Linked DNA regions of Homo sapiens: all the other regions are linked to region 1. Evidence: read pairs that join two places in POLR2A ChIA-PET (ENCODE). Cell type or tissue: CD4-positive, alpha-beta T cell. All regions are shown on one strand.

What was found. ChIA-PET counts read pairs that join two places held together with the same protein. Peaks named below come from ENCODE experiments on the same cell type or tissue, not always from the same donor. Only the 100,000 strongest peaks of a DNase experiment are listed, where the experiment ranks them.
Region 2: POLR2A ChIA-PET joins it to region 1 with 13 read pairs; 28 of 35 experiments call an interaction of 5 or more read pairs at or near these places.
Region 3: POLR2A ChIA-PET joins it to region 1 with 10 read pairs; 28 of 35 experiments call an interaction of 5 or more read pairs at or near these places.
Region 4: POLR2A ChIA-PET joins it to region 1 with 23 read pairs; 27 of 35 experiments call an interaction of 5 or more read pairs at or near these places.
Region 5: POLR2A ChIA-PET joins it to region 1 with 57 read pairs; 30 of 35 experiments call an interaction of 5 or more read pairs at or near these places.

Annotation. Positions count from the first base shown.
Region 1 is chr17:75,112,079-75,116,078 of GRCh38, reverse strand. The region is part of intron 2 of ARMC7 (armadillo repeat containing 7); the gene reads right to left. Among named protein-coding and RNA genes, the nearest start is that of ARMC7, 4.1 kb to the right of the region's middle. RefSeq lists enhancers at 1,009-1,058, 1,099-1,158, 1,600-2,139. In CD4-positive, alpha-beta T cell, CTCF peaks have their summits at 1,660 and 1,862 (motif pointing left); a DNase peak (open chromatin) is centred at 1,848; H3K4me3 peaks cover 951 bases; H3K27ac peaks cover 476 bases.
Region 2 is chr17:75,181,450-75,185,449 of GRCh38, reverse strand. It overlaps SUMO2 (small ubiquitin like modifier 2), which reads left to right and starts at 2,491. Exons shown (of 4, transcript NM_006937.4): 1 at 2,491-2,636. The coding sequence starts at 2,616. RefSeq lists silencers at 2,192-2,421, 2,552-2,951 and an enhancer at 2,533-3,183. In CD4-positive, alpha-beta T cell, a CTCF peak has its summit at 2,872; DNase peaks (open chromatin) are centred at 2,389, 2,839 and 3,259; H3K4me3 peaks cover 2,386 bases; H3K27ac peaks cover 3,451 bases.
Region 3 is chr17:75,200,044-75,204,043 of GRCh38, reverse strand. No RefSeq gene overlaps it. Among named protein-coding and RNA genes, the nearest start is that of NUP85, 3.6 kb to the left of the region's middle. In CD4-positive, alpha-beta T cell, a CTCF peak has its summit at 2,155 (motif pointing right); a DNase peak (open chromatin) is centred at 2,143.
Region 4 is chr17:75,058,584-75,062,583 of GRCh38, reverse strand. KCTD2 (potassium channel tetramerization domain containing 2) reads right to left here. Exons shown (of 6, transcript NM_015353.3): 4 at 2,979-3,074; 5 at 339-464. Among named protein-coding and RNA genes, the nearest start is that of KCTD2, 13 kb to the right of the region's middle. In CD4-positive, alpha-beta T cell, a CTCF peak has its summit at 2,342; a DNase peak (open chromatin) is centred at 2,453.
Region 5 is chr17:75,169,792-75,173,791 of GRCh38, reverse strand. The region is part of intron 3 of SUMO2 (small ubiquitin like modifier 2); the gene reads left to right. Among named protein-coding and RNA genes, the nearest start is that of SUMO2, 11 kb to the left of the region's middle. In CD4-positive, alpha-beta T cell, CTCF peaks have their summits at 1,628 and 1,828 (motif pointing right); a DNase peak (open chromatin) is centred at 1,771.

The DNA.
Region 1 (4,000 bases):
GTCATTCCGTGATGTTTTTCCAGAAGGTAAGAATTCCTGGAGCAGATGAGTGATTCCCTTGATAGGACGTTATCCCATCCCGCACCTCACCTCTCTGGGACAAGGGGCGACAGCTCACCCTCAAAGGGTTTTGGGTATTTGTCTTTGGATGGCAACCAAGGGAATCCTATCTATGGCTGCAGACACTAACCCTAAAAGAGCACTGTGGTGTTTCATTTAATTCTCTCAACTGATGTGAAGCAGCTACTGGCACTGTCCCCATCTGACAGATGATTGGAGGAGAGAGAGCCCACACCCAGATGCCTGCCTGACCCCAGGGCCCAGCTCTCATCCAACTCACTGTGCTGCCTGCCAACAAGCAGATACTTGTTTTGTTTGTTTTTGTAGGGACAGGGTTTTGCTATGTTGCCCAGGCTGCTCTTGACCTCCTGGGGGCTCAAGCAATCCTCTTGCTTCAGCCTCCCAGAATGCTGGGATTACAGGTATGAACCACCCTGCTCAACCAAGCAGACAATGGTTTTGGTTCCTTTTTTTTTTTATGGAGACAGAGTCTTGCTCTGTCACCCAGGCTGGAGTGCAGTGGCGTGATCTTGGCTCACTGCAACCTCTGTCTCCTGGTTCAAGCAACTCTTCTGCCTCAGCCTCCGAGTAGCTGGGACTACAGGTGTGCGCCACCACACCCAACTAATTTTTGTATTTTTAGTAGAGACGGGGTTTTGCCATGTTGGCCAGGCTGGTCTCGAACTCCTGACCTCAAGTGATCCACCCCCCTCGGCCTCCCAAATGGGATTACAGGTGTGAGCCACCATACCCAGCTTGGTTTTGGTTCTGCGAGCCACAGCCATGGGCAATCTGACTCAGCTCTCCACTGTGCCAGTCCTTCCAGAACCAACCCTGCTCAGGGGTGTTGCACCAAGTCATGGCCAGGACTCCACACCTATTAAGTGAAGATCTCCTGCCTTTTCTTCCCCTTCTTTCCTCCTCCCTAGGCCAAAAGGCCTAAGCACTCAAACCATGCAGACAGAAGTAAGGCTGGCTCTGGCTCAGGGAGATCACAATCTCAGGGCTGCCACATCGGATAAAAGACTCAAAGCTCCAAAGCGCAGCACAGAGCCTTCTCCAGAAACAGCAGAATAAGTGCCTGTCGGGGATCCCCAAGCAGAGACACTAAGAGAAAGGGAAACGACGGCAGTAAGAAAATACGCGGGGGCTCTCCTTCTCAGTCATGCATAATAAACACAAGAGAAATTTCGAGAAATTTCATTTGCATGTTGAAATTTCATTGCAACATGGTCCCACGGAGGGATTCGACGCTGAGAAAGCTACTGTGCTTGGGGCGGGGGGGTCTTGCTGTGGCAGAAGAAGGAAGAGAAAAAAAGGAGGAAAAAAATGGTTGGGAAAAGTAAAGCTGGTGATAATGATCCTAACAATTCTAAAATACCTGCACAGAGACACAGATGCACAGACACACTTCTGCTCCCACAACTGCTTGCGACGCAGGCAAGGCGGGAGAGGAAACCACGCTCGGAGAAGGGACGGGACTCAGCTTCTAGGAATCAGCTGAGAAGTGGAGACGCTGGGACCGCGGACTCCAGGACCCGGGCTCAGTCACCCACGCCGGGAAGCTGCCCAGGATGGCAAGAACCCAGCCCAGGCCCACGCCGCCCCCATAGCTCAGTGGACCCGGACCTCAGGGTGCCCCTGTCCTGGGAAAGTTGCTTCCTGACCCTGAGGAAACGCCAGCAGGAAAGACTCCACTTGGTAAACACTTTTGGTGGGGACTGCTCTGTGACTTCCGCCAATTTTTCTCCAGGGGCAGCAGCTTGATTTGGAGGAGCTCTATCGCCCCCTGGTGGAGATTTAGCCACATGCTTCTGCAGGGGCCACCGTCACCGTTCAGACTGCAGCAGCTGTGGGGGCAGAGGCACGAAAAGGGACGGGACGGAGGACGTTTTAGAGACCAACTTTTTAGAATATTTGTTTGGCATAATAATCTTCTAGAGGAGCTGGCATCACTCGGGGACCTGGGCAACTGGGGCTCCTGCCCTGGCTTGGCTTTAGCAGGCCCCACTCTGGTCCTCTGTGGGGCAGTAAGTCCAGGGAGCTCACCCAAAGCCCACAGCCGTCCTTCCCCTGCACCTGGAGCTCCAGGCCCTAAACCTGCTCCCACGGCTGCATGGGCCTCTCTCTTGGATCCTGACTCCCAGGAGTGAATGCCACTGTTGGTGTGTGCACTTCCAAACCCAGGGAGTGGCCAAGGGGCAGCTGTCTGTGGGGGTGTGAATCCGCACACACATGTGCTGGAGCCCCCTCATGGAGAGAAGACCCTCATTTGTAGTCTGGCCCCAGGAATCTCCTCTCCTCTTTAGAGGAGACCTGGATGGTCTTTGAAAAATTTGAATCACACTTATCATAATGTATTTTTGCCGGGCGCGGTGGCTCACGCCTGTAATCCCAGCACTTTGGGAGGCCGAGGCGGGCAGATCACGAGGTCAGGAGATTGAGCCCATCCTGGCTAACACGGTGAAACCCCGTCTCTACTAAAAGTACAAAAAATTAGCCGGGCCTGGTGGGGGGGCGCCTGTAATCCCAGCTACTTGGGAGGCTGAGGCAGGAGAATGGCGTGAACCCGGGAGGCGGAGCTTGCAGTGAGCCGAGATCGCGCCACTGCACTCCAGCCTGGGCGACAGAGCAAGACTCCATCTCAAAAAAAAAAATAAATAAATAAAAAGTATTTTTAAAAATGTGTTAGTTGGGCCAGGTGTGGTGGCTCACGACTGTAACCCCAGCACTTTGGGAGGCTGAGGCGGGCGGATCACCTGAGGTCAGGAGTTTGAGACCAGCCTGGCCAACACGGTGAAACCCCGTCTCTACTAAAAACACAAAAATTAGCCGGGCGTGGTGGCGGGCGCCTATAATCCCATACCCGGGAGGCTGAAGCAGGAGAACTGTCTGAACCCAGGAGGCAGAGGTTGCAGTGAGCTGAGATTGCACCACCGCATTCCAGCCTGGGCGACAGAGCAAGACTCCATCTCAAAAAATAAAATAAAATAAAATAAAATAAAATAAAAAATGTGTTATTTGATCCTATCAAGACATTCAACCCAATTTCTGGATTATAGGAAATAAAGGGGATAAAGAAACCACAAAGAGGCAATGAGACAAACCGGAAGGGGGAACATTTGCATTCCTGGTTGGGGCCTTCGAGAATCAGTGTTATGAAATGAGGGTCTGTTTAGGGTTACAAGGGATTTATTTCTTGGGGCCAGGAGTTCGAGACCAGTCTGGGCAACACAGTGAGATCCTGTCACAACAAAAAATTAAAAAAAAAAAAAATTAGCTGGGCATGGTGGTGCACACCTGTAGTCACAGCTACTCGGGAGGCTAAGGCAGGAAGACTGCTTGAGCCCAGGAGTTCAAGTTTATGGTGAGCTATGATCACACCACTGCACTCCAGCCTAAGTGACAGAGTGAGACCCTATCTCAAAAAAAAAAAAAAAAAAAAGAAAAAGAGAATAAAAAGAGAGATTTAAGATAATTTATGTAGTGACTTCCTTCCAATGGGTATCATACGTAAAGAGGGGAAAGAAAGAGTAATTTTACAGTGGAGAAGCCTGACAAGACTTCAGCCAGGTGACTACGCGCGTGTTGGCCAGGCTGCAGTGCAGTGGCTATTCACAGGTGCAATCGTGCAATCACAGCACACGACAGCCTCAAATTCCTGGGCTCAAGCGATCCTCTTGAGTATCTGGGACTACAGGTGGGCACTGCATTGCTTGAAAAAGGAATTTTTGTTTGTTCTCAAAATTTTGTTTGCTTCAAACTATTTCCCACGGCCTAGATCTAAACTCCTGCAAGCTCTGGTGCCACTGAACTCTCTAAACTCTTTTTGTGCCATTCTCCACTTCACTGCAACGATCCTCCCACATCAGCCTTCCGTCTGGCTCCTTCCTGTTTTAAGGCCTTTGCCCATGCTGTGTCCCGGCTAAAATGCCTTTCT
Region 2 (4,000 bases), 69 kb before region 1:
ACTCCTGACCTCAGGCAATCCATCCGCCTCGGCCTCCCAAAGTGCTGGGATTACAGGCGTGAGCCACCAGAGGGTTTCACCATGTTGGCTAGTCTGGTCTCAAACTCCTGACCTCAGGTGATTTGCCCGCCTCGGCCTCCCAAAGTGTTGGGATTACAGGCATGAGCCACCGTGCCCGGCTGATATTGCAGTATCTCTTGAGAGTGTTTTTTTTTTTTTTTTTTTTTAATGGAGTTTCGCTCTTGTTGCCCAGGCTGGAGTGCAATGGTGAGATCTCAGCTCACCACAACCTCCTCCTCCCGGGTTCAAGCGATTCTTCCGCCTCAGCCTCCCGAGTAGCTGGGATTACAGGCATGCGCCACCACACCCAGCTAATTTTGTATTTTCAGTAGAGACAGGGTTTCTCCATGTTGGTCAGGCTGATCTCGAACTCCTGACCTCAGGTGATCCTCCCACCTCGGCCTCCCAAAGTGCTGGGATTACAGGCATGAGCCACCATGCCCGGCCTCTTTTGAGAGTGTTGATCTGAACTAGATGGTCTTCCTGCTTTGGCCTATCACACATCTAAGGTCTTAAGCCTCTTCCTCCCCAAAGAGAACCTACAGAAGGCCAGCAAATGCAGCTCCATCCAGAGGCCAAAGAAATTAGATTTGGTAAGAAGGTGGAATAGACAAGATTTGGCCAAGATTGATTGGATGAGGAGTGTGTGAAGGAGAAGAAGTCAGGAATGTTGCTGGCCTTTCCAGCTTGGGGCAGCTGTTGTAGTGGTGTGTCACTCAGTTTAAGAGTGACAGGTCAGGAAGAAGGACCCATGTGGAAGGTAAAGTGAGGAGTTTTAGTTGAGAGTTGCTGGGTCTGAGGTGCCTCTGGGATATCCAAGTGGAGATGTTCAGAAATCAACTGGAAACTCAGAAGAAAGACGTGGACTAGAAATAATGGATTTGAGGATCATTAGCAAAGAGATGGTAATGAAAATCGGTGAAATCATCCTCGGAGAGGGAATGGAGTGATAAAAGGATCTTGAAGAAAACCCTAAGGAACAGTTAAGGGAAGGAGTGAGTAAGAAAAAAAATTGCAGAGAGAACAAAGGACAGGCTAGAGATGAGAGGAAAACCTACCTCCTGCAAAGTTCAAGAGGAGTGACAAACTGAGAAGCATACTGGATTCAGCAAAGAAGTCTGCGGTGACCTTGTGGAGAGCAGTTTTAGTGGAACTTTGGGGACAGCACCAGATTGCAGTGGGTTGAGGAGTGAGTGGGAGGGGAGGGGTTGGAGACAGCTGGCGGGGACATTTTTTCGAGCTGTTTGGCCAAGAATGGAGAGAGATAGGATGGTAACTTCATAGAATTGGGAGCTTTTTTTTTTTTTTCTATACTAACGGAGGAGAGGAAGAAAATTCAGGGACAAAAGGAAATAATAAAGCCCCGGGGGAAGAAGCGAGATGGAATCCAGTGCACACACATCGGATTGTTCTTCAGACAGGAGGGACGCATGTGTATGTTTTAACTGGATGCAACGAGGAAAGGATTAAATTGGCTGGAAGCTTGATTGTTGGGTAGTTCTCGCTTATGGATACTGTTTCCTCTTGGAAGACAGGCGATGAGTAAGGATCTCGTTGAATGAATACATGAATATTTTCCCGTAGCTAGTCAAAGTCTAGGGTTACCAGCAGGACAGAAGAAGACACTGTAGGCCGGGCGCGGTGGCTCACGCCTGTAATCCCAGCACTTTGGGAGGCCGAGGCGGGCGGATCACGAGGTCAGGAGATCGAGACCATCCTGGCTAACACGGTGAAACCCCGTCTCTACGAAAAATTAGCCGGGCGTTGTGGCGGGTACCTGTAGTCTCAGCTACTCGGGAGGCTGAGGCAGGAGAATCACTTGAACCCGGGAGGCAGAGGTTGCTGTGAGCCGAGATCGTGCCACTGCACTCCAGCCTGGGCGACTGAGCGAGACTCCGTCTCAAAAAAAAGAAGAAGAAGAAGAAGAAGAAGACACTGCATTTTAGGCAAGAGTCCGGTGGGAAGCAGGTTGAGATTGACTGAGAGGAAGTAACCATGGGAGGGCTGCTGGTCCACTGAATGAGAGAGATTTTTCCAGAACCTCATGCTGGGGCTTTGATTTAGGAATCCCCTTCCTCCTCTAGTAAGTCTGCCTTCCCTGGCCTATGGCTTACGTCTAAAGCCTCGAGCCTCATCGTTCCCACCGAGGACCAGCTGGAAGCCATTTTGATTATGCTCCACCACGAAGGAGGACAATACAGCCCCGCCCAGAGCCAGGCGCGCCCCCGCGGCGGGCCGGGTGCGCGTGTCCGCGCCTCTTCCCGCCGGCCGGGCGGGCGCCTGGCCCAGGACGCGGTGGCGTGGGACGGGGGGTGGGGGTGGTTATGTAAGCGTTGCGCGCTCCCGCGAGGCGCCAGCCAATGGGAGGCTTCGGCTACTCGTGCTCGCGCACGCAGGGTGGGGGGAGGGAGCGCACGACGTGCGCGCACCCTCTCCCCTCGTCCACCGCTGCCGCCTCCTTCTTCTGCCGCTCCTGGTGCTGCTTGTGTGCTCGTTTGGTGCGGACCTGGTACCTCTTTTGTGAAGCGGCAGCTGAGGAGACTCCGGCGCTCGCCATGGCCGACGAAAAGCCCAAGGTGAGCTCGCCGCCGGCCCCTTCGCCTCGCCGCGCGGTGGGGGTCATGGCGCGGGCCGGGGTCCGGCCAGAGCCCGCCGCTGGCTCCCAGCGCTTTCCCGGGCCCCCCACGGGGCCGGCCGCGGCTCAGGCCCGGGCGCTCCGCGCCATTTTCCTCCCTCCCTCTCTTCCTCCCTCCCGCGCCGAAGGAGGCCCCGCCGCTCTCTCCCGCCCCCGGCGGCCTCCGAGTGCGCGCCGGGCGCGAGTTGGGCGGGCAGAAAGCGGACGCCCGCGGACCCACCAGCCCCGAACGGGGATTCTTGGCCCAGCCGGCCGGCGCGCGTGAGGAGGGGCGTTAGGGCGCGCGGGGTCTCCACCTTCTGTCGACCCCGCGTCGGGTGTTGCAGTCTCCGAGGCGGCGAGGAGTCCTCTGGGCTCGGGCTTCACCTCTCGGGTAGGAACCGCGGGCATCTGGGGACCCCTGCCTGGGGCCGCGGCGGCGGGGCGAGGGTTCGGGGCGAATCAATGGGCTGCGGACGGGCAGGAACCTGGATGCCCGCGGGCCGCCGTCCTGGGCCTGGGGGTAGGGGGATTCCCGTGGAGTATTTCCCACTTTAATAGCCTCAGGGGCCCGAAGGGGGAGGGGCAGCGGCTTTTCCCTGGGTGCCAACGAACCCCTAATCCGCGAACACCATGTGGTTTCATGAAGTTGGAGGCACAGGTACGAGCAGAGAGACTTTGTGCGGCTTAACTTTTGAACGCGGCTTTTGAGGCACCCGGAGACTTCCCGGGAGGACTTGGGGACACCCATCATCGGGGCACACGGGACTTGCTGCTTTTAGTTTGGTGGCACCCCCCGCCTCCCGCGCCTTTACTTTCTGGAGCGTTTTAGGGCTACAGAATTGCTTCTGCACTCGATTTTGGACAACTTTAGGTTGGGTCGAAATCTACAAGAAACAAATCAGGATAAAACTGTGTATTTGACCCATGACAACAAAGGGGGGGAGGGGAGAATAAGTGCTCTTAACCGAAAATAAAAATGAAGCTGCTAATAGAGGAGAACGTTAACTGTGGTCCTGACTGAGTATTACCGCTGTTCCGGGGGGAATCGGGATATTCTTCGATTGTTTTTTTTGTTTGTGTGTTTCCTTTAATGGAGATTGGATTTAGGTTATTAAACTGAGTTTGGTAACTTTTTAATGACAACGGTAATGAGTTTTGAATGGCAGGCTGTAGATTTATTGTTTTGTTTCTTGCAGTTGTACTTAAAGTGCTTAGAAAAGAGAAGGGACTCTATTTTTAACTTTTTTGGGGGGTAAAGTATTTTGGGAGTGATATATGTCATTTTAGGAAGTTTAACTTCAAGAGAACGTTGCAATACACTGA
Region 3 (4,000 bases), 88 kb before region 1:
TACAAAAAAAAAAAAAAAAAAAAAAAAAAATCAGCCGGGCGTGGTGGCGGGTGCCTGTAGTCCCAGCTCCTCGGGAGGCTGAGACAGGAGAATGGCGTGAACCGGGGAGGCGGAGCTTGCAGTGAACCGAGATTGCACCGCTGCACTCCAGCCTGGGCGACAGAGCGAGACTCCGTCTCAAAAAAAAAAAAGAACAAGGATAGCACTATTAGCTGTAGTTTTCCTTTTTCGCCCTTGTATTACTAAGCCTATTTGAATGATTGGGTAAAATGGTTGGTATATAGCAGTATTAGACCAAAGAATATTGCCAATACTTTTTCCTCAATGTTATCTAGCTCTTGGTCAGGCAATTTAACTACTTTTATTATCTTAAATGGCATTTTGTCAGCCTTAAAATAAAAATAATCAAGGAAATATAGCACTAAGATCTAACAAGCTCTCTCTCTCTTTTTTTTTTCTTTGTCTTTTTTTTTTTTTTTTTTTTTTTGTCTTTTTGAGACAGAGTCTTGCTCTGTCGCCAGGCTGGAGTGGAGTGGCACGATCTCGGCTTACTGCAACCTCCGTCTCCCGGGTTCAAGCGATTCTGCTGCCTAAGCCTCCCGAGCAGCTGGGACTACAGGCACACGCCACTACGCCGGGCTAATTTTTTATTTTTTAGTAGAGACGGGGTTTCGCCATATTGGTCAGGCTGGACTCGAACGCCTGACCTCAGGTGATCCACCCGCCTCAGACTCCCAAAGTGCTAGGGTTACAGGCATGAGCCACCGCACCCAGCCTGGTAAAGTCTTAAGTGGATACATTTCATGCAGCCTAATAAAACTAATGCTCCTGAACCGGGCACAGTGTACATTATTTAACAAAATCTCTGGCCTCAGCCTGGGCAACAGGGCAAGAGCAAGATGCTGTCTCAAAAAATAAAAAATAAAAAAAGGCCGGGCGCGGTGGCTCACGCCTATAATCCCAACACTTCGGGAGGCCGAGGCGGGCGGATTACCTGAGCTCAGGAGTTCAAGACCAGCCTGGGCAACAAGATGAAACCCCGTCTCCACTAAAATACAAAAAATTATTTGGTCATGGCGGTTGTGCGCCTGTAGTCCCAGCTACTGAGGCTGAGGCAGGAGAATCGTTTGAACCCTGGAGGCGGAGGTTGCAGTGAGCCAAGATCATACCACTGCACTCCAGCCCGGACGACAGTGTAAGACTCCCTCTCAAAAAAAAAAAAAAAAAAAAAAAAAAAAAAAAAAAAAAAAACTCTAGCTGGAACTAGTGGCACATACCTGTAGCCCTAGCTACAGCAAGAGGAAGGAGACTGAGGCCAGAGGATTTCTTGAGCCCAGGAGTTCAAGTCAAGGCTGCAGTGAACTACGATTGTTATAGCACTATACTCCAGCAAGACCCTGTTTCAAAAGCAACAATATGGCCAGGCGCAGTGGCTCACGCCTGTTATCCCAGCACTTTGGGAGGCCGAGGTGGGCGGATCACGAGGTCAGCAGTTCGAGACCAGCCTGGCCAATATGGTGAAACCCCGTCTCTACTAAAACTACAAAAATTAGGCATGGTGGCAGGCACCCGTAATCCCAGCTACTCCGGAGGCTGAGGCAGGAGAATCACTTGAACCCGGGAGGCGGAGGTTGCAGTGAGCCAAAACCATGCCATTGCATTCCAGCCTGGGTGACAGAGGGAGACTCCGTCTCAGAAAGAAAAAAAAAAAACAAAAACAAAAAAACAGGCTGGGTGCGGTGGCTCACACCTGTAATCCCAGTAGTTTGGGAGGCTGAGGTGGGCAGATCACCTGAGGTCAGGAGTTCGAAACCAGCCTGGACCAACATGGTGAAACACAGTCTCTACTAAAAATACAAAAATCAGCTGGGCTTCATGGCATCCGCCTGTAATCCCAGCTACTAGGGAGACTGAGGCAAGAGAATCGCTTGAACCCAGGAGGCAGAGGTTGTGGTGAGATGAGATCACGTCATTGCACTCCAGCCTGGGCAACAAGAGCAAAACTCCAACTCAAAAAAACAAAACAAAACAAAACAAAACAACACCCCACCAAGAACAAGAACTCCAACTTCTGACCTTTACCCACTAGATGCCAATAACATCCCACAATTGTGAAAACTGAAAATATCTGCATATATTCCCAGTGTCCTCTAGGGGGCAAAATCACCTCTGTTAAGAGCTGCTGGTATATATGTTCAACCGTAGAAGTTAGCTAAATAAATTATATCAGTGAGATGTTACTTTACTCACCTGTTTAAAATAACTATGAAGACTGACAGGACATGAAAAATTATTTCAAAAAGTTTGAAAATGTTCATCTTTTTGTCCTCATAATTACACTTCCAAGAAATAATCAAGAGAGATGTGTTTTATATAAGCACCAAAAAGGAGATTTAAATGAATAAAAGAAGTGCCTCACAAATAATTTTTATGCAGAATTCTTATTAAAAGGTTATTTGGGGCTGGGCACGGTGGCTCATGCTTGTAATCCCAGCACTTTGGGAAGCCAAGGCTGGCAGATCACCTGAGGTAAGGAGTTCAAGACCAGCGTGACCAATATGGTGAAACCCTGTCTCTACTAAAAATACAAAAAATAGCCAGGCATGGTGACCCATGCCTGTAGTCCCAGCTACTCAGGAGGCTGAGGCAGGAGAATCGCTTGAACCCGGGAGGCAAAGGTTGCAGTGAGCTGAGATCATGCCACTGCACTCCAGCCTGGGCGGCAGAGCACGACTCCATTTCAAAAAAAAAAAAAAATGCCAGGCACGGTGGCTCACACCTGTAATCCCAGCACTTTGGGAGGCTGAGGCGGACAGATCACCTGAGATCGGGAGTTCAAGACCAGCCTGACCAACGTGGAGAAACCCAGTCTCTATGAAAACTACAAAAATTAGCCAGGCGTGGTGGCGCACACCTATAGTCCCAGCTACTCAGGAGGCTGAGGCAAGAGAATCACTTGAACCTGAGAGGTGGAGGTTGCAATAAGCCGAGGTCATGCCACTGCACTCCAGCTTAGGCGACAGAGGGAGACTCTGTCTCAAAAAACAAACAAACAAACAACAACAACAACAAAAAATGCTGTAGAGACAAGATCTCATTATGTTGCCCAGGGTGATCTCTAACTCCTGCCCTCAATCGATTCTCCAACCTTGGCCTCCCAAAGTGCTAGGGTTACAGTCAAGAACCACCTTGCCTGGCCTATTTAGAGACAGAGACTTGCTCTGCTGCCCAGGATGGAGTTCAGTGGCTCAATCATAGTTCACTGCAGCCTCATACTCCTGGATAGAGTGTATGTAATCAATTATTGAGAGAAGATAGAAGAGTACAGATAATATCTATATTCACACAAATCTGCAAAATATAGCTTTATTCATATTGTTTCTGTTCATTTTATGAAACAAACAGCTTCAAGTCATTGGGCCTCATTTCAGTGCCCTATGTGAATCCACTAATGTACAGAGAGGTAGGATTTGAGCATTAATCGGCCTAGAACTTGAAATTGTCATATCAGTGTTGAAGCTGTGTAACTGACAGGCATTTGGGAGACCCTGTTTAAGCATTTTTGGCCTTCTCATAAAAAGTACTGGCTGGGTGCGGTGGCTCACACCTGTAATGCCAGAACTTTGGGAGGCCAAGGCGGGCAGATCACTCGAGGTCAGGAGTTTGAGACCAGCTGGCCTACATGGTAAAACCCTGTCTCTACTAAAAATACAAAAAATTAGCTTGATGTGGTGGCAGGTGCCTGTAATCTCAGCTACTAGAGAGGCTGAGGCAGGAGAATCACTTGAACCTGGGAGGCGGAGGTTGCAGTGAGACAAGATGGTGCCACTGCACTCTAGCCTGGGTGACAGAGTCACTAGACTCTTGTCTCAAAAAAAAGAAAAGTACTACACAAAGTTATTGCTGCATCAATAAGTCAATGAACACTTATTGATTACTGGCTCTCAGGACTTTGCTATTTGCTGAGACTACAAAGATGAAAGGCAATGATACCTGCACA
Region 4 (4,000 bases), 53 kb after region 1:
ACAGTTTTAAAGAATAAATCAAAATACCTTCCAAGTCTGAGTTCAGAAATCCTACCCTGTAGTAATTAGTGGCAACCAGCTTTTCTTTTTCATTGATTTGGCAGAGGATGGAGAAAGTCTACCCTTTTTAGGTTCATATTTTCTAACTAAAAACACCTGTCAGTGCTCCGTAAATCCCAATTAAATTACAACAGTCAAAAATAACAAAACGAGGGGAAAATGCAACGCTGGCTCTAGAAGGCCAGGGAAGAAGTGAGGAGCAAGAGTTCAGGAAAAGCCCACGGAGGGGGTGCGAACAAGCAAGCCAGAGGCAACTGCCCAGGGAAGGGGCTCCTTACCTTCGCCTTTTCGCTCGGCTCTATGACGATGCCATTGGTAGAATTATTTAGTTCTCTGGAGACAACACAGAGGAATTCTGCCTGATCCTCATTGCCGTAGTTATAGGAAGATCCGATGCTGATGAGCTGATGAACCAAGAATACAGTGAACATTCATGTGGCAATCTTAACATACTTTCGAAAGTGCTACACAAATCACCCCTCTTCCGACTGAACTTTTAAGTTATCAAAGGTTTAACTCTTTATATGAGTTCTCTGTGACTACCAAAGCCCCCGGGGAGAAATGGGCCTGTTCTTCATCAGGGCATCATTGGTGAGGCCTCCCCAGGAGGAAGAGTATGAGCTCCACTGTCCCCTCACCCAAGCTCTGAAGTCCCCCCCCGTCAGCGGCAGGATTAACATGCCCACGCCCCGTCGAGCACAGCAAGGGAAGACAGAACGCATCTGCCAACAAAATGGACATTTGCCTCAGTCACACACACAGCTGGCTCCTCTATCAGCAGAAGCCCTAGACTGGGGACAGGAGGCTCTGGAAAGCACCGAGCCAATCACTGATCAGCTACTGGAAGTCATATGCTGCTGGTACTTTTTATTTCCAGACAGGGTCTAGCTCTGTCACCCAAGCTGGAGTGCAGTGGTGCAATCACAGCTCACTGTAGCCTCCACCTCCTGGTCTCAAGTGATCCTCCCACGTCAGCCTCCTGAGTAGCTGGGACTACAGGGACTACAGCCACCATGCCTGGCTAATTCTTTTATTTTTGATAGAGAAGGGGGGTCTCGCTATGTTGCCCAGGCTGGTCTCCGAACTCCAGGACTCAAGCAATCCTCCCACCGTGGCCTCCCAAAGTGCCGAGATTACAGGTGTGAACCACCGTGCCCAGCATGCTGGTACTTTTAACCTTTTTGGATAATAGAATTCAGAATTTAATTCTAAAGAGGAAATACACACGCAGGGGAGCAGCTCAGGCAGAGGGTGAGGGCATCCCAGTGAGCAGGCGAGGCCTCACATGGGCGGCATGGCTGACTGTGGTAGGATGGGGCTGGGGGCGCCTCCGCCTGTCTGAAACAAACTTCCTCATCCAGAAGGGAGGCAATAGGAACACCCTCCGTCTTCCCACGGGACAGTAATAAGATGAGAAATTAACAAGAAATTATTCATTTTAGTTTCACAAAGAATACATTAAAAAAATCCTTTGCTTAAGAGCTCATATTAGGAAAAATACTTCTGGAGTGGAGGGCATTAAACTCTTGGCGACGTTTTACAACCCATGCCCAGTAAGAACCAGGATGACAGACACAGGCAGAGTGGATTCCGTGGTGGAAGCTAAGTGTGAGAAATAATCACCGCTGGCTCTGAAGGCAGAGACAGCTTTGCACTTGATCTGTGAGATAACAGCATTAATGCAAAGTGTGAGTTTTCTTTTAGAAGGTAAGCATCTGGTGAGACAGCTGTTGACCTGTTAAAACTCTACACATAAGTAGGCATAATCCGTATAAAATCATATTTACTCAGGCGGTTGATCCCAGGGTGGCGAGTGGCGGCGACCGAGACCCTGAGTGCAGCCTGACCCGCCCTCGCACGCGCGCCCTCCCTGGCCGGGCCCACTCGCCACGCGCCCAGCCATGAACCTGGCGAGCCAGAGCGGGGAGGCCGGCGCCGGCCAGCTGCTCTTTGCCAACTTCAACCAGGACAACACAGAAGTGAAAAGGGCATCAAGAGCAGCTGGTCTTGGCTGTCGCGCTGTTGTCTGGTTAGTTCCAACCCTGGTTTCTGAAAGTATCACCTTGGAAGGCTTATGTTAGAGGACTTTTTTGGCTTTTTGAAATTGAAGTGAACCAGTTAATAAGTGGCAGAGGATCACTTGAATGTGAAATAGAAATATCAAGGACTACATTTTTCCAGTGGACACCACAGCTTGTGGGAAGTTAGTGATGTAGCAATGTCTGTTTTAAATGCCATGTCTAAAAGGGATGGAATGAAGAAAGGGATTTGACTTTCCAAAAAAAAAAAAAATTGTATTTACTCTATTCGCTCTGGCCTTCCTATGTTTTGAAGGCAACAGAATTTAACAAGTCTGCCATCTAATGGAGGAGAACAGTGAAGCTCCAACTGTCATAGCTTTGTTTTGATAGCTCAGTCGTAAGCACGAGGCGGAGAGAAGTAGGGGAAACGGCCGCACCACACTTCCCATGGCGCCTGATCCTTCCTAGCACAGCTGTTCACCAAGCTCTTCACGGTGGATTACATAAGACATTCAGAACCAAAAAGTTCTGACCCTGGGAAAAGAAATGGAAGGATTGTTGTCGAATCCCAGTCTCCTTTAGGGACTCATTCTACGATCCCTGTGAGGGAACAAAAACCAAAGGCTTTGAGGCACTTCAAGCCTAAACTGCTCGTTGGCTCCCCTGGAAAGTCTGCGTGTGAAGCTAAGACATGATGCTCCTCTGTTTCCCCAACTCCTCACGCACCACTAGGCCAGCAGTGCCCACCAAATGGCTCTTTGCCCATGTTTTGGAATAGGATCCCACCTGGCCGTAGCCGTCTCCCGTGGTTATTAATTGGCCATCCACACTGATTGTTTGAAGAGCTGCAGACCCCTTGAACGGGGCCTGGGATTGCTGCTCTGTTAAGAGATGTACCTGTTCGAATTTCCAGCCGTCGGACATCGTGGACACCATCTGCGTGAGCTCTTCTTCCTGACACTGCAGGACTCTGTACACGTGCTTCACGGGGCCCTGCAATGACCAGGCGCAGACTGAGAACAGCACCAAGGACACCACAGTTTGCAGCTGCCCCAAGGAGGCTCTTCAAATGAATAAACACTGAAAAGGAGTTTGCTTGGAAATCTTTTCTTGGCAGCCACCCACTATCCCCTTTTACAAATAGTACTGTGGCGTTTCTTTTTTTCCCTTCTCTTTAAAAAATGTTTTTCTTTTTAAGTGACCACAAGCCAGCATACTGTGGCTTTTCAATAAAAACATATCCAAAGAGTGAAAGAATAAAAAAGGTAAAATAATTCTGAACTTCAGAGGGATGAATGCTTGAGCAACTATGCCAACAAACTTAGATTTAATCCATTTCCCCAAGTCAAAAATAAGGTAAAATTATTATTATTTATTATTATTATAATTTTATTTATTTATTTTTGAGACGGAGTCTCGCTCTGTCGCCCAGGCTGGAGTGCAATGGTGCAATCTTGGCTCACTGCAGGCTCTGCCTCCCAGGTTCACGCCATTCTCCTGCCTCAGCCTCCCAAGTAGCTGGGACTACAGGCACCCGCCACCACGCCCGGCTAATTTTTTGTATTTTTTAGTAGAGACGGGGTTTCACTGTGTTAGCCAGGATGGTCTCGATCTCCTGACCTCGTGATCCACCCGCCTCGGCCTCCCAAAGTGCTGGGATTACAGGCATGAGCCACCGCGCCCGGCCTATTTATTATTATTTTTTAAGACACAGTCTCACTCTGTCGCCCAGGCTGGAGTACAGTGGCGCGATCTCAGCTCACTGCAACTCCGCCTCCCCGGTTCAAGCGATTCTCCCGCCTCAGCCTCCCGAATAGCTGGGATTACAGGCGCCTGCCGCTAAGCCTGGCTAATTTTTGTATTTTTAGTAGAGAAGGGGATTCACCATGTTGGCCAGGCTTGGTCTTGAACTCCTGACC
Region 5 (4,000 bases), 58 kb before region 1:
GGGTGGCTCATGAGAGCCATTTTCAAGATTACAAAGTGCTTGTAATGCCAGCACTGTGACGCCAAGGTGGGCGGAGCACTTGAGTCCAGGATTTCAAGACCAGCCTGGGCAACATGGCAAAACCCTCTCTTTACAAAAAAATACAAAAATTAGCCAGGGAGCAGTGGTACGTGCCTGTAGTACCAGCTACTTCTTAGGGTGAGGTGGAAGGATTGCTTGAGCCCAGGAAGTGGAGGCTGCCGTCACCCAAGATGGTACCACTGCACACCAGCCTGGGTGACAAAGTGAGGCCCTCTCTCAAAAAAAAAAAAAAATGACTTCCAGTCTTGTCCTGACTTGGTGGCTCACACCTGTAGTCCTATCACTTTAGGAAACTGACACTGGCAGGAGGGTTGCTTGAGGCCAGGAGTTTAAGACCAGTCTGGGCAATATAGCAAGACCTGGTCTCTACAGGAAAGAAAAAGAGCTGGGCATGGTAGCATGTGTCTGTAGTCCCAGCTTCTTGGGAAGTTTAGTGGGAGGGGTGCTTGAGTCCAGGAGTTTCAGGCCGCAGTGAGTTATGATCATACTACTGCACTCCAGCCTGGGCGATAGAGCAAAACTCTGTCTCAAAAATAGAAGACTTACAGTTTCTGAAACATATTTTACAATGTTGTGATAGTAGAAATTTAAATTGGATCCCATGTACTTTTGAATTTCAACTTTATCACCCAGTAAAAACTAGAAAGTGATAAATGTGGCATGAAGCAGCACATCCAGATTGTAGTTTTGTTGATAATCTTTGAAAATTGGAAAAGCCCCTGAGTTGTACTGAAAAGAAGAATATTTTGAAGACATTTCAACTGGTGACAGTCTCTCAAAAGGAATTACGGGCCAGGTGCACTTGTTCACACCTGTCATCCTAGCACTTCAGGAGGCTGAGGCAGGCAGATTGCTTGAGGTCAGGAGTTTGAGACCAGCCTGGACAATATGGTGAAACCCCGTGTCTGCCAAAAAATACAAAAATTAGCCAGGCATCGCCGGGCGCAGTGGCTCATGCCTGTGATCCCAGCACTTTGGGAGGCCGAGGTGGGCGGATCACCTGAGGTTGGGAGTTTGAGACCACTCCGACCAACATGGAGAAACCCCGTCTCTACTAAAAATACAAAATTAGCTGGGTGTGGTGGCCTGTAATCCCAGCTGCTCGGGAGGCTGAGGCAGGAGAATCGCTTGAACCCAGGAGGCAGAGGTTGCAGTGAGCCGGAGATCACGCCATTGCACTCGAGCATGGGTAACGAGCGAAACTCAAAAAAAAAAAAAAAAAATTTAGCCAGGCATGATGGTGCACGCCTGTAGTCCCAGCTACTCAGGAGGCTGAGGCAGGAGAATCACCTGAACCCGAGAGGCGGAGATTAAAGTCAGCAGAGATAGTGCCACTGCACTCCAGCCTGGGTAACAGCCCCTGTCTCAAAAAAAAAAAAAAAAAAGTCTGGGTACAGTAGCTCACGACTGTAATCCTAGCACTTTGGGAGGCCAAGGCAAGTTGATCACCTGAGGTCAGCAGTTCAAGACCAGCCTGGCCAACATGGCGAAACTACCCCGTCTCTACTAAAAATACAAAAATTAGCCGGGCATGGTGGTGCTCACCTGTAATCCCATCCCAGCTACTCGGGAGATTGAGCCAGGAGAATCTGGGCGGGGGAAAGGTGTCAGACAGTCGAGGTTGCAGTGAGCGCGGAGGTCATGCCACTTCACTCTAGCTTGGGTGAAAGAGTGAAACCCTGTCAAAAAAAAAAAAAAAGGCGCAATTATGGTATGTAGCCACAAGGAGGAGCTAAATTCTATTGATAAATGAGGCTGGTACAGGAACCTCATTTTTTAAAGGCATTTACAGTTTCACTGTAAAACTTCACATTTGGATAATTTTGTTTTAGTAGATAGATGACAGGCTTGTTTGGTTTTAAAAGAAATAGTAAAAAGTATCTATTGTGCTGTACTCTCAGTTATTAGAATGTATTTCCTGTCTTTAAGCCCTCCTTACCCACCACTAAAACGGGATTATCTGCTATAGTAGTTACAAATATTAAACAAGGAGTTATTTGTTTGGATCCGTGACCTTGAGGCATTTTAAAATCTTCAGGTTGAATTTGCAATTCATTTTACTTCATTTTGAAGAATTTGGAATTGATTCGTTTTAGAATTATTCTCCCAATATTTGTTAGATAGCAGGATTGTGATAAATTAAAACATCTTAGCAGGCCTCCTGCCTCCCCAGCTTTTTTTTATTTTTTTATTTTTCGAGACGGAGTTTTGCCCTGTCTCCCAGACTGGAGTGCAGTGGCGTGATCTCAGCTCACTGCAACCTCTGCTTCCTGGGTTCAAGCGATTCTCCTGCCTCAGCTTCCCGAGTAGCTGGGATTACAGGCGCCCACCATGATGCCTGGCTAATTTTGTTTTTATTTTATTTGTTTATGTTGTTTTTATTTTATTTTCTGTATTGACGGAGTCAGTACAAAATTAGCTGGGCATGATGGCGCATGCCTGTAATCCCAGCTACTTGGGAGGCTGAGGCAGGAGAATTGCTTGACCCGGGAGGCAGAGGTTGCAGTGAGCCAAGATTGCGCCATTGCACTCCACCCTGGGCAACAACAGCGAAACTCCATCGCAAGAAAAAATAGAAAAACACAAATGTAGTCATACAATAAGCTGCTTTGCTCCTTGGGGTGTACTTTTTTTTTTTTTTAACTGCCCCTTACAGAGCATGGCTAACTTATATAGTCAGTGCACCGAGTTGGCTGCTGCTTAGTTTTAAAATTGTGTTTTTAGCCTAACACTGTATCTACTGTATCTTAAAGATATTTTCATTTCTGTACATGAAAATCTTATTTTTTAACGGCTATATGGTATTTAATATCTGAGCATACTATGTTTTATTAATTTGGGTTTTTTTTTTTTTTTTTTGAGACCTGGAGTCTCGCACTGTCACCCAGGCTGGAGTGCAGTGGCGTGATCTCAGCTCACTATAACCTCCACCTCCCAGGTTCAAGTGATTCTCCTGCCTCAGCCTCCTGAGTGGCTGGGATTACAGGCACCTGCCACCATGCCCAGCTAATTTTTTGTATTTTTAGTAGAGACGGGGTTTCACTATGTTGGCCAGGCTGGTCTCGAATGACTGACCTTGTGAGCCACCACGCCTGCCGTGGGTTTTTTGTTTTGGTGTTTTTTGTTTTTGTTTTTGTTTTTTGAGACAGAGTCTTGCTCTGTTGCCAGGCTGGAGTGCAGTGGGGCAATCACAGCTCACTGTAACCTCCACTTCACGGGTTCAAGTGATTCTCCTGCCTCAGCCTCCCGAGTAGCTGGGACTACAGGCGTGCGCAACCACACCCAGCTAATTTTTGTATTTTTGGTAGAAACAGGGTTTCACCATGTTGGCCAGGATGGGTTTGACCTGTTGACCTGGTGATCCGCCCACCTTGGCCTCCCAAAGTGTTGGGATTATAGGCGTGAGCCCCGGCGCCCAGCCTAATTTGGGTTTTTATTGAGATTTGTTTTCAGTCTTTGCTAAGCAGTGCAGCGAGATTCTTTAAACATATCACCCTTCTGTGGGCCCTCGACACAGACATATTCAGCTTTCATTTATTTAATTTTTTTGAGACAGTTTCTTGTCACATGCAATGGCATGATCTTGGCTCACTGCAACCTCCACCTCCTGGGTTCAAGTGATTCTCCTGCCTCAGCCTCCCAAGTAGCTGGGATTACAGGCGTGCAGGCGTGCGCCACCACGCCCAGCTAATTTTTTTGTTTTGTTTTTTGTATTTTTAGTAGAGACTGGGTTTCACCATTTTGGCCAGGCTGGTCTTGAACTCCCGACCTCAGGTGATCTGCCTGCCTCGGCCTCCCAAAGTGTTGAGATTACAGGTGTGAGCTGCCACACCCGCCCCCCCCCACCTTTTTTTTTTTTTTTGAGACCAAGTCTCACTCTGTCACCGGTGTTGGAGTCCAGTGGCACAATCTTGGCTCA